Regions from separate parts of the Homo sapiens genome. Here all the other regions are linked to region 3. The links are chromatin loops, found by intact Hi-C in ENCODE. Cell type or tissue: A673. All regions are shown on one strand.

Region 1 (4,000 bases), 430 kb before region 3:
TTATTTGATAATAACAAGTTTTTCCGTAGACCAAAAAATGACCAAAGGAAAAGAACCAGAATATAAGTATAGTTTTGTAGTATACAGAATTATAGTAAATGCTACTTGGTAATTCACTTTTTAGCTGTTTTCTACCTTAGAATTTTTAAGCATACAGTTCTGCTGCCTGGGAAGCTTGTTCCCAACTTTCCATATGGCTAACTCTGAATTATCTTTCAGGTTTCAGCTTAAATATTATTTCCTCAGCAAAGTGTTTCCTACATGCCAAAATCTAAATCACATACTCCTGTTCTGATCTTCACTATATTCTTATTTTTTCTTCACTGAAGATATTTGTAGTCATATATTTATGTGTATTATTATTTATTTTACATCTTTCTAGAAGACTAGAAAGAAGATTCCTGGGGGCAAAGGTCTTATCTGTTTTAACTCTTATTAAATATACATCCAGGCTGGGCGTGGTGGCTCATGCCTGTTATCCCAGCACTTTGGGAGGCCGAGGCGGGTGGATCACGAGGTCAAGAGATCGAGACCATTCTGGCCAACATGGTGAAGCCCCGTCTCTACTAAAAGTACAAAAATTAGCTGGGCATGGTCGCGCTCGCCTGTAGTCCCAGCTACTTGGAAGGCTGAGGCAGGAGAATTGCTTGAACCCGGGAGGCAGAGGTTGCAGTGAGCCGAGATCGCACCACTGCACTCCAGCCTGGCGACACAGCAAGACTCCGTCTCAAAAAATAAAAATAAAAATAAAAATAAATAAATAAATAAACATCCAAATGAATGAAAAATCCAACTAATTTCAAAAAAAAATTTTTTTTTGGCCATATGTTAATTCTGTGGCACATAAAATGGAATAATACATATAGTTTTCTATGTGATTAAATACGTGTAGTTTCCAAGTATTATCATTGTGCAGTAACTGTACAATCTGTAGGCAATAGTTAATTTTCCTTCAATCAGAATAGCAAACACATCATAAGAAAACCAAGAAAACCTCAAACCTATCACTTACCATCTGATAACTGAAGACAGGGCAAACTTTAGTCTTACTGGGAAAATAACAAATATGTATATGCATGATAGAAGATAAAGTGATCCAAAAATGTAGTTATCAATGATACTACCAAATAGTAAATGTGACCAGGTGCAGTGGCTCATGCCTGTAATCCCAGCACTTTGGGAGGCTGAGGCAGAGGAATCACTTAAACCCAGGTGTTCAAGGCTACAGTGAGCTATGATGGTACCACTGCACTCCAACCTGGGTGACAGAGCAAGACCCTGTCTCTAAAATAAATAAATAACAAATAGTAAATGCTTAAATTCAGACTTCCCAAAATATTATTGGGGAAAAAAAGTGTTACTTGCAAAATAAAAAATTTTCTTACAGACTGATATTCTCCTCAAAGGGTCTTAGTGAAAAGTTAACTTGTGTGGTTGTTTGCAAACCTTTACAAGTATTCATTGCTGTTGTCAGTGATCCATGTAATTCAGGTAAGACTACTTATTGTTTGCTTACCTCACTTTTTGGTGAAAAATATGCAGTATCATATTAACACATATGATTGAGCTTTAGAACAACATTTTTAAAAAAACAAACATAGCATGTTTTTCCTCTTTCACCATCTTGTAGAAATCTGATGTATATTTCAAGCTTCCAGATAGGATTAGTAAAATGTGTAAGTTTATCCTTCTTTTGTCAGGTCCATAATCTTTTACCACTTTATTATGATTTTTAAATTGGTTTGCAGATGAGGGAAGAGTGTAAATCAATGAGATTCTGAAGACTGCCAATTACTTTTTCCCTCCATGAGGATTTTTAGAGCGTATTTTGGAGATATCGAACATTTAACCAAAGTACCTTAATAGAAAAGAGTAAGTAGATGACAGGACGTGTGACTTGATTCTATTAACATCATGAAAACAATAAAATAAACCCATTATTCTCTATTGTATTAAGAGCAGTATTTTAGCACAGACTCAACAACAGCAATGCATTAATATAGAGATGTGATTAAGTCATTTAGCATTGAGCTGTAAAACAAGTGTTAACCAAAGAAAGTACAACCAACTATGAGATGACTAAAAAGGGAAAATGCAGTATTGTCATAAGACCACTAGAGGGTGAAATGAGAACCATAGCCACAATTTCATGTGAAAATATTTCTGCAAAAGACTTCATTTAATCAATATATGACAATTTATTACATTTAAAACCATTATTTATCTTCACAGAATTTTACTATAAGAAAAATATCCATACTTATACTTGAGACAATTTATAAACAGAGATGAGTTGATGATTTGATTTCAGCCAGCTAACCAGAAATCACAGCTCTTCTACATGTTTAATGTGGCAACCATTTTGCTACCTACATTTAAAGCAAGTTATTTGAAAATAACCCAAAAGCTAAGACTTTAACATTCAGTTAATGTGATTATTTATTATTACTTAGATGAATCTAATAGATTTAATTTTAAAAATAATACTTATTTTAAATGTATGATGTCTGTTAATTTAAGCATAACCAGGACCAGGTGCGGTGGCTCATGCCTGTAATCCCAGCACTTTGGGAGGCTGAGGAGGGTGGATCACCTTAGGTCAGGAGTTCGAGACCAGTCTGGCCAACATGGTGAAACCCCGTCTCTACAAAAAAATACAAAAATTAGCCAGGTGTGGTTGCACCCACCTGTAATCCCAGCTACTTGGGAGGCTGAGGCAGGGAGAGTTGCTTGAACTCGAGAGGTGGAGGTTGCAGTGAGCCAAGATTGCACCACTGCACTCTTCCTGGGTGACAGAGCAAAACTCCATCTCAAAAAAAACTCTTAAGCAGAACCACACACTTGGTGACAGAATAGAAATTTTCTGGCAATTCACTTATGAAGAATGTTTAAGTTGATTATAATTCATAATAAATCCCAAGTTCACTGTTGTAAGTGTCACAAATGCTCATTGACTTCTTTGGTGTCTCCATTTTAGACTTATGGCTAATTTATATCAGATTTATTTAAACCGACTTAATTAAACTGATGCAGCTGGATATCCCTTGGCTCTTTTACTTTTAACCTGAAACTGCTGTCGGAAAATGTATACCATTCCATGAATATGCTTCCTTTCCAAATTTTACAAGTATTTACTTCATAGGCTCTTTATTATTGTTTTCGATGATGAACATATTGATGATGATGATGGTGATGGCTAATATTACTGAACCAGGTACTGTTCAGAGTACTTAACATAAATGAACTCCTTAAATGTGTCCAGAACTATTTTGAGTGTATACCATGAATAAAATCATCCAATCCTCAAAACAATTCTATGAGGTAAGTTCTATTATTATCTTAATTCTATAGATAAGGAAACTGAGGAATAGAAAGGTTTAGTAACTTGCTCAAGATCTCATGCCAATAAGTGGTGCAGGCAGGATTTCAAGTCTTGCAGTATAGACACAATCATCCCTTGGTATCTGAAGGGGATTAGTTCCAGGACTCTTGCAGAGTTCAAAATCCACAGATACTCCAGTTTCTCATATAAAATTGCCTGGTAGACTCAGCCCTCCATATCCACAGATATGGAAACTCCCACTACAGAGGGTCTGCTATACTAGAAGACTTTTTACTTCAATTATTTAGAAGTAGTTTAATTCTGCTACCTGGAAACAAGAGATAGTTTAATGTTATCAAGCTCTCATCTACTAAGATGCTATCTTGGGGCCGGGCACAGTTGCTCAAACCTGTAATCCCAGCGCTCTGGAGTTGGAGACCAGCCTGGGCGACATAGTGAGACTCCATCTCTATAAAAAATATATATATAAATTAGTGGGGTGTGGTGGCATGCACCTGTAGTCTCAGCTTCTTGAGAGGCCGAGGAGGGAGGATTGTTTGAGCCCAGGAGGTAGAGGCTGCAGTGAACTGTGATTATTCCATTATGCTCCATGCTGGGTGACAAAGCAAGAGCCTGTCTCAAAAAAAAAAAAAAAAAAAAAAAGCAATCTTGCAATTT
Region 2 (4,000 bases), 90 kb before region 3:
AAAACATTGTAGGAAGTATGGTATTAGTATCAGTACTATCGATTGTGTTGGAAACCAAATTCTTACTAGCTTAAGAAAAAAAAATGATTTTTCCTATCACCAAGAAGCCAACAGATGAAGGAAGCCTCAAGGATTCAGGCTGTAACCAGCTCAGCTTTTATGACCGTAACTACTCCTAGACCTATTACACCCAAAGAAATAGAGAGATGGAATACAGTTTTTGAATATATTTAGGTACTTGTTAATTTGTGTCATCAGATAAGTGGGGTGATGTGATTTACTAGCCAGACAGAATCACATGATTAGATTGGGTGAATAAACAGTTTCTGAAAAGCTATAGGATTTCTGAATAGAAAAACATTTTACCAAAGAACCCTACATGTTTGTTAGAGTTTTTAAAACATAGAAACTCCTGATTTACTGGTGTGTAATTTTCTCCAGCAAGATTGGGCAGTTTGGATGTTGGGATGGACAAGCAAACTTTTAGATTAATACAAGGTGAAAGTTTTTATAGGCAGTAATGAATGATGATTGATATGTGGAGGTGTACATGTAGACTGGAGAGTTACAGAATCACACAGGTCTGGAGCACAGCAACACATTTGGTGGACAGGATGCGTATAAGCCCCTTCCACTCCAATTAATTACCATTTGCATTAGGCTTTCTTATAAATCATCTCATTTGGTTTATCAGATTAAAAAGCATGACAACAACTAGTAATTTTATTTCTTCTCCACTCTGCTATGTGGAATCTTTGAAGATAGCACTTAAAAGACACATTGCATCCTAACTGATCTAAGAAAATAAAATTATAATTTACTTCATGTATAAGTAGGTATTAACTAAAGTTAATTGATAAATTCTATGGATGTATATTCCTGATATTTTTCATATATAAAAAGTAGTTAACAATTACGGGGCATATATTGTGTGCCATGCACTGTACTTAACACTTTATATCAATTATCTTATTGTCTCTTGTCACATAATATGAATGCAGGTTTATCACGTCTTCAGTTCAGTTATATGGTAGCACTTATCTCTAGATGGTCTTGTGTCCATCTTTATTTTTTCTTTTCATCTTCTAAATTACATACTTTCTCAATATGTTCATGTTTTCCAAACTTCAAACAAATATAATGACAGGAAAAAATACTTTTTTTCCTGGAGCACTGTCTTGAAAATGATTTACTCACATTCATATCCCCCCTCACCACTGACACCCACAGACAGCCATACACACACATACATGTTCCTAAGTTCTTTTATTCACACAGTGTTACAGTGCTGTTGGTTGAACTCATCCCAGGTACAACAGTTGATAATGGACAAAATAGCAGTGGTTGCTAAGTCAAATTGCTACAAATGTATTTCCAGAAAATTTGAGCTATAAATGATTTTAGCTAAACAGTGTAGATGTTGGCTGGCATGAATCATTAACATAACTTATTTTTAATGAAGAGTATCTACAATGTTTAACCAATTGACTTGGTATTTGGAACTCAGGAGTGATAAAAATGACAATAAGATTGCAATATTTTGTAAAAGTGACTTTATCAGACAGTACAGTTGCCCAAAACTTGTCAGGCTGTGAATCATGTGCAGAGCTGAGTATAGCCAAGAAAGAGAATTAGTAAATTGGACAGGAAGTTAGTCTCTATTTGAATTTTGAATGTGTCATATATTTTAATTGTTGACTATAAAATCTTAATTTTCAGTTGCAATATTTAAGCCTTATTCCTGGCAACATCTTAGTTCCATGGGGAAGCTTTGCATGTGTGCCTCAGATTTTTAGCATAATCTATTCATCAGAGGCCCACATTTGTGAGCAAGTGGCATGCAAGGGGCTGTCACTCACAATATACATTTTTAAGATGGAAAGGTCTATTTTGCTCAGATTTAATTTTTGACTCCCAAGAGACAATGTGGGACTAAAGTAATTTATCTCTCAACTTGCTAGGGGATGTTTGAAATTTCAGTAAGCAGCAGTATTATATTAGCATGGACCATTTGGGCAAATTTGTTTCAAGGAGATAATAAATAACTAAACTGCATGGTTAAAAATCAGAAAGAAAACAATTTGTTCTTGTCATCTGGTGGCGCTTAAATTATGAAAAATAGCTCTCCAAAGGTTTAATCCCTGAATCTAGTTTGAAGCTGTTGCTGACTTTATTCTATCATACTGCACATAATGCCTTGAAATCCACTGAAAACCTGTGTATTTGAGTGTGAAACCTTCCAAGATGATGTTGTTTAATAATTTGCATAAAGACATTTAGGCTGAAGGATAATAGAGAAACAAGATTACTCTATTCTATCATTTGTTCCCATGGTAATTAGTTTATATGCCATAGTTTTAATTAAAGTATTAAATGATACTGGTATAACTGTACTTTCTAGAGAAGGGACTGAGGGAATTTTTAGTGATAAGACAGGGAAATGATTAAGAAAGAAACACATATGCTCAAACTGATCAACAGACGGGCAATGTCTTGACTATCTAAAATTGTTAATTCTCAACTGTTTTGAAAACTGAGAAAGCTTTAGTTTATGTGGTCATGTCATCCAACCATAATGAGATATTTTTCATATATACGAGGTCAGATCCTTGCCACAGACGAGTTGTAGGGTGAACACTTGCTCCCTGTGGTCAGGGTGTAGATATTATTCATCTTCGTTTCTCCAATACGTAGCACGGAGAAGGTTGCCAAAATAATTGTTGAATGAGTGGTGTGGCTCCCCCGATTGTTGTTGAAACCCCAAAATCTCCCTGTACAAAGTCTAAGTGGGATGGGAACAGGAGACTGGGTTAAGGGAGAAAGAATTCAGCTGAGACTTTTTCCTCTTCTCCTTTAATTTTACCCACTTAAGGCATTTAACTTCATTTTTTTTTTTAAATTTCCTCCCCTAATTTTCTATTAGCACAGAATTCATTTTAAGTAAAACTCATATCTATAAAAGCATCAGAACAGAATTTAGTTGATTTGGTGTGAATCATCTTTTATTCCTAAGAATTGTCCTTTCCCAATTCTGTTAAGATTGGTTCTGGATATATTGTGGTGACTCAGTGATTTGAATAACTCCTAGTGAAAGACTGATTTAGTTAACATAGCTGGACATATCTTAATATATATTTCTAAATAGCAAAAAGATAGCTTTAAATGAATTGATAGGAAAGAGAATGACTGCTTCTCCAAAATATGATTTTTCTCAAAATTATAGTTGAAATTGTTTCTGAGCCAAATAATTCTGAAAGCATTCAAACAAAAATCACAAACGAATAATTGCAATTTTTTTTTCTTTTTTTTTTTTTTTAGAGACGAGTCTTGCTCTGTCGCCTAGGCTGGAGTGCAGTGGCGTGATCTCAGCTCACTGCAAGCTCCACCTCCCAGGTTCACGCCATTCTCCTGTCTCAGCCTCCCGAACAGCTGGGACCACAGGTGCCCGCCACCACGCCCTGCCAATTTTTTGTATTTTTAGTAGAGACAGGATTTCACCGTGTTGGCCAGGATGGTCTCGATCTCCAGACCTTGTGATCCACCCGCCTCGGCCTCCCAAACTGCTGGGACTACAGGCATGAGCCACCGCGCCCAGCCAATTGCAATTTTTTTTTATAAGAAAATATGAACTGAGACTTGGAAAATATTTTGATGTGGTGATATAAATTAAGTGCTCTTTGAATATTTGGCATTTATTTTAAGGTCATATTCCATAGAGGTGGATTTGGTTGACAGAGCAGATGCAGAGTTAGTTTCTCCAACTCCTGATGCCCTGTATAAATTTATTCTTATTAAAATTGATCAAGTGAGCTTTTCTGTTTCATGAAATAAGGGAATAATGAAATGTATATGCTATGAATGAAAATTTGGGGTTTGGGAAAGAAAAGCATATTTATCATATGAGGTTTGTAAAAATGCTCCTAAGCCAAAAGCAATATCCCATTTATTGGTGAAGAAGAAATTTAGTTTTACGGTATGGGACATAATTGGTTGCAAATTC
Region 3 (4,000 bases):
TCTTAAAGCCTGCCAGTTTTAAAGGCCATTGATTTTCCTAAAAAAAATATGTTGTTAAACGTGTATTTATTTGAAGAAAATTGTTAACTAATTTCTTAAGAAACACAACTGCAGGATATCTTCTTGTGGTTTCTGTGAACCAGGTTAATACAGACTTTACTGATGCACTGACAGCTCTTTGTAAATCCTAAGCTGGGTGTACTCATTTGGTGTGGTTTGAATGTGTGAGCTAAAAGCATATGGGAAAACAGAATATATTACTCGTAGGAAAAACTGGGAATACATTTCACCTGGAAGTATGCACCTCAGTACCTCAAGTTAAAAGTTATTAAAATACCTCCATTAATATGTCATAAACAGGGCAGAAAAGTAATATTGAAACACGCACAATTAATGGAACTTAAAAGATAAATAATCAGGAAGACATTTGAAAGATGAGGTCATAGTGACTTTCCACTCTGCTTCTGGAGATACGTATTACTGGTTTCAGCTCCTGGTATTACTGGTCCCAGCTCCTAGTTCCTCCTTAGGCTTAATTAGTTTTGGTTACTTATTTACTTGTTTATGGCTCTTATTTACTATAAAAATATCATTTTTTTGTCAACTACACTCTGAAGTTTTGTTAACTGTACACTTTTGTTTAATTTTATTATTTCAAAATAATCATTAATACATTTTTATGATTGAAAACTCACTAAATAATTTTAAGTGATTACATTGAGACATAGATTTGCTCCTCAGAAAATCAGTACAAATAAAATCCAAAGTAAACACGTGTTCATTATTTTTGTTATTTGTGCATTAACCTTCTATTTAATCATAATTGATAGGTAATTATTTAATTTTTTTTTTTTTTTTTTGAGACGGAGTCTCGCTCTGTCACCCAGGCTGGAGTGCAGTGGCGCCATCTCGGCTCACTGCAAGCTCCGCCTCCCAGGTTCACGCCATTCTCCTGCCTCAGCCTCCTGAGTAGCTGGGAATACAGGCACCCGCCACCACGCCCGGCTACTTTTTTGTATTTTTAGTAGAGACGGGGTTTCACCCTCTTAGCCAGGATGGTCTCAATCTCTTGACCTTGTGATCCGCCCGCCTCTGCCTCCGAATGTGCTGGGATTACAGGCCATTTAATTTTTTTAAAGCAATGTTCAAGTGGCAGACACTGTTCTAAGTGTTTTTCATAGTAATTTGTTTAGTCTTTACAGCAACCCTGTGAGGTTGATAATACTACTATTCTTAATATTGCGGATAAGAAAACAGTAGAAAAAGTCTTAGCAATTTTTCCAAGAAAAGAGAAAGAACTGGAGTGTAGCCATCTTCATTCATGATTCTAGATTTAACCAAAAAGTTATGAGGCTAAATCTTCAGGAATATTTATTTACTTTCTTTACCGTGTATCTTTTGCTCTTATGAAACTTCATATATTCTTATTTGCATTTATAATCTTTAGTGTCAACCACATTATATATAATCTTTAGTGTCAACCACGTTAAATTCATAATTTTAAAGAAATTTTTCAGTCTTATGAGTTAGTCTGCTTTATTTTGAGTATATACTGTCTGAAATTGATACAGGTAAAGAGAATTGATTCTTATGCAACATTCTGGTAAGAAAAAAGTAAAATTACATTTTTATCTTTAACATATAGGCCCTTCTCATTAAATACAGATTTAACAATTTACTGATATGGAAATTCTCAGGAAAAAAACCTTCAAAATATATTTATAATGTCAAGTTGTATGTGTGCGTGCATGTGTGCATGTGTATTTTATTTTCTCTCTAAAGCTGTTTGAAAGTCCAGGAAAGCAACAATATACCTTTAGCTTTTGTAACTTCAGGAATCCATAGTAATAAGGCACTGAGGAAGGAGGGAGTGGTTCTATAGTTAACTTTGACCGTAATTTTTCCTTAGAGACCTCATGCATTTCTCTTTATCTTCATACCCAAAAGAATGTGGGTCATCCAAAGACTCAGGATGCAATCTATATTAACACTTTCCCAAAGTTGCCCAGAAGCCACCAAACAGAAAAATCAAGTAGCCTCTCATTTTTAGGGTTATTTTTCTAAGTTTCTTTCATTCTTTTTAAAAATAACAGTAATTTTTCATGCTTAAATCATGTATAAGATGTCAGAACTAACGCTGCATCATTTCTGAGTGTTTCTACTATCTCCAGGGTTGTTCTTTGTTGCAGAAAGGAAGCCTGCTGTTAGCAAAGCTGAAATGCAAGCATAATGTAGCTGTTTTCCCACTAATCCAGTTATATGCTTTGATAGGAGTCAGTGGTAGATGATAGGAGCAGCAATTCAATCACAGCGTGTTCTGATTTGCAGGCAGAATTTCAAGTGTTGACACAGGGATTTGAATTTGTTTATGAATGTGAGGGAGTTTGACATTTTAGGAGTAAAATACTGCAAGCCAGTGGAGGATGATGGGAAAATGTATATGGATTGCAGACAATATGCTAAAAGTTAACAACCAAAGGAGATCTTCATGTCTTTTAATAAAACCACACATTTCTTACTAAAGAATTAGATGCACATGTTATGATTATGTTAAGGATCTTTGAGTCAGTTTTCCTCGTGGAAGCTTTTCCAATTCACAGTCATTATAAAATACTGTCTTTGATTTTTTACCAGAAAAAAAAATAATCAAAATATAATTCCTTATATCTTTGCTCTTGCTTGTAGGAAATAACTTTTTAAAAAGTTAGTTGTACCTTTTGTCCAGATTGTAGTCGCTAAGCAGCAGTCCTAGAAGTGACAGTTTATAAATGTAAGTACAAAGTCAAAAGTGAAGAACCATAGCTAAATAGGAGGCTGGAAAGGAAGGTGAGCCCTTTCCCAGCTGGAAGCTTTTCCCTAAATGCAACTGCTATAAAAGCCTGCAGATTTCCTGGGTCCAGACCTCTGTGTGAGACAGGTCTGTGCTTATTATTTGTCTATATAAACAATAATTCTGAATATGGTATTCTAAAGATTGTAAAAGTCTTTGCTTCCCACAGTATGCGGTTCAAGGAGCCAATATATGTTGGTTTATATCAAGTAAAGAGCAACGCGATGGAATGATCCTGCCAACACGTTATCCCTGCATGGACAGTGTTAGTAAGCTCACATCTGGTTTGACTCATTCTTCACAGGCAACCCTGTCTCTTAGATGGACTGGTAGAATTGCATAGGAATAACTGTGCAGCTTTGGAAACTACTAGTTTTATGACCTTACACAAGTAACCTAGGGCTTCTGTCAGTTTCCTTATCTTAAAAATGGACAGGATAATTTAACTTGCTGAAATGTTGTTGAGTACCAAGTGAAATGTCACATGTAAAGTGCTTATATATTGTAATCATGTATTATGATGATGATTATTGTTATTTAGTGTCATCTTCCAACATTTTTCCACCAACTGTTGGGAGACATTTCTTTATGAATCTTTCACATTTAAGTCTAAGCATTAACAGCCAATTTATTCAGATTTATTTGCATTCCAGGATAGTAAAGAGATTTCTCCTTCTCCCGAAGAGATTTTCAATGCAGAGTAATTAAACTATTGTGTCTCTCTGGAGGGGAGGATGAGTGTGGGCCATCAGAAGCCCCTGTATAAGATCAGGGACTTCCTCATCTTGGGACTCCTGGCTGGAAACCCATCTCACTACCTATGCAGGTGACCCCTGGCTGTCCTCCTGTCATCCTGTGGGAATTGAGGTTTGGGCAGCTTGTGCAAACAAAGATGTTACTCTGCTCCTCTGTTGCTATGAGTAATAAACTCTTTGTCTCTGACTCAGAGGGCTTGTATTTTTTCTGCCTTTTATCTATGACACTGTAGGAGGCTTACTTGTTAGCTTACAACTGCTATAAAATCTCAGACATTTCAGTTCCTGACTTGATTGTTTAACACCAACTAATACCAGAGCAGGAGGTTGTTTAAATATGGAGTTGCACTGTGTAGGCAAGTAAGAGATGATTTCAATTGTTCCATTTCCTATGTGCTTTAAATTTCAGATTTCC

The links. A loop is a pair of places that touch in the nucleus more often than their neighbours do. Peaks named below come from ENCODE experiments on the same cell type or tissue, not always from the same donor. Only the 100,000 strongest peaks of a DNase experiment are listed, where the experiment ranks them.
Region 1: a loop joins it to region 3, with 4 times the contacts of the local background. A loop is called at or near these places in 40 of 110 quality-filtered maps.
Region 2: a loop joins it to region 3, with 2.4 times the contacts of the local background. A loop is called at or near these places in 3 of 110 quality-filtered maps.

Annotation. Positions count from the first base shown.
Region 1 is chr7:82,479,809-82,483,808 of GRCh38, reverse strand. No RefSeq gene overlaps it. Among named protein-coding and RNA genes, the nearest start is that of CACNA2D1, 38 kb to the right of the region's middle. In A673, a CTCF peak has its summit at 2,100 (motif pointing right); no DNase peak of the experiment used is centred here.
Region 2 is chr7:82,140,271-82,144,270 of GRCh38, reverse strand. All of the region lies in intron 4 of CACNA2D1 (calcium voltage-gated channel auxiliary subunit alpha2delta 1), which reads left to right. Among named protein-coding and RNA genes, the nearest start is that of CACNA2D1-AS1, 130 kb to the right of the region's middle. In A673, no CTCF peak of the experiment used is centred here; a DNase peak (open chromatin) is centred at 1,830.
Region 3 is chr7:82,050,112-82,054,111 of GRCh38, reverse strand. The region is part of intron 10 of CACNA2D1 (calcium voltage-gated channel auxiliary subunit alpha2delta 1); the gene reads left to right. Among named protein-coding and RNA genes, the nearest start is that of CACNA2D1-AS1, 43 kb to the right of the region's middle. In A673, a CTCF peak has its summit at 2,172; DNase peaks (open chromatin) are centred at 2,271, 3,131 and 3,821; H3K27ac peaks cover 1,459 bases.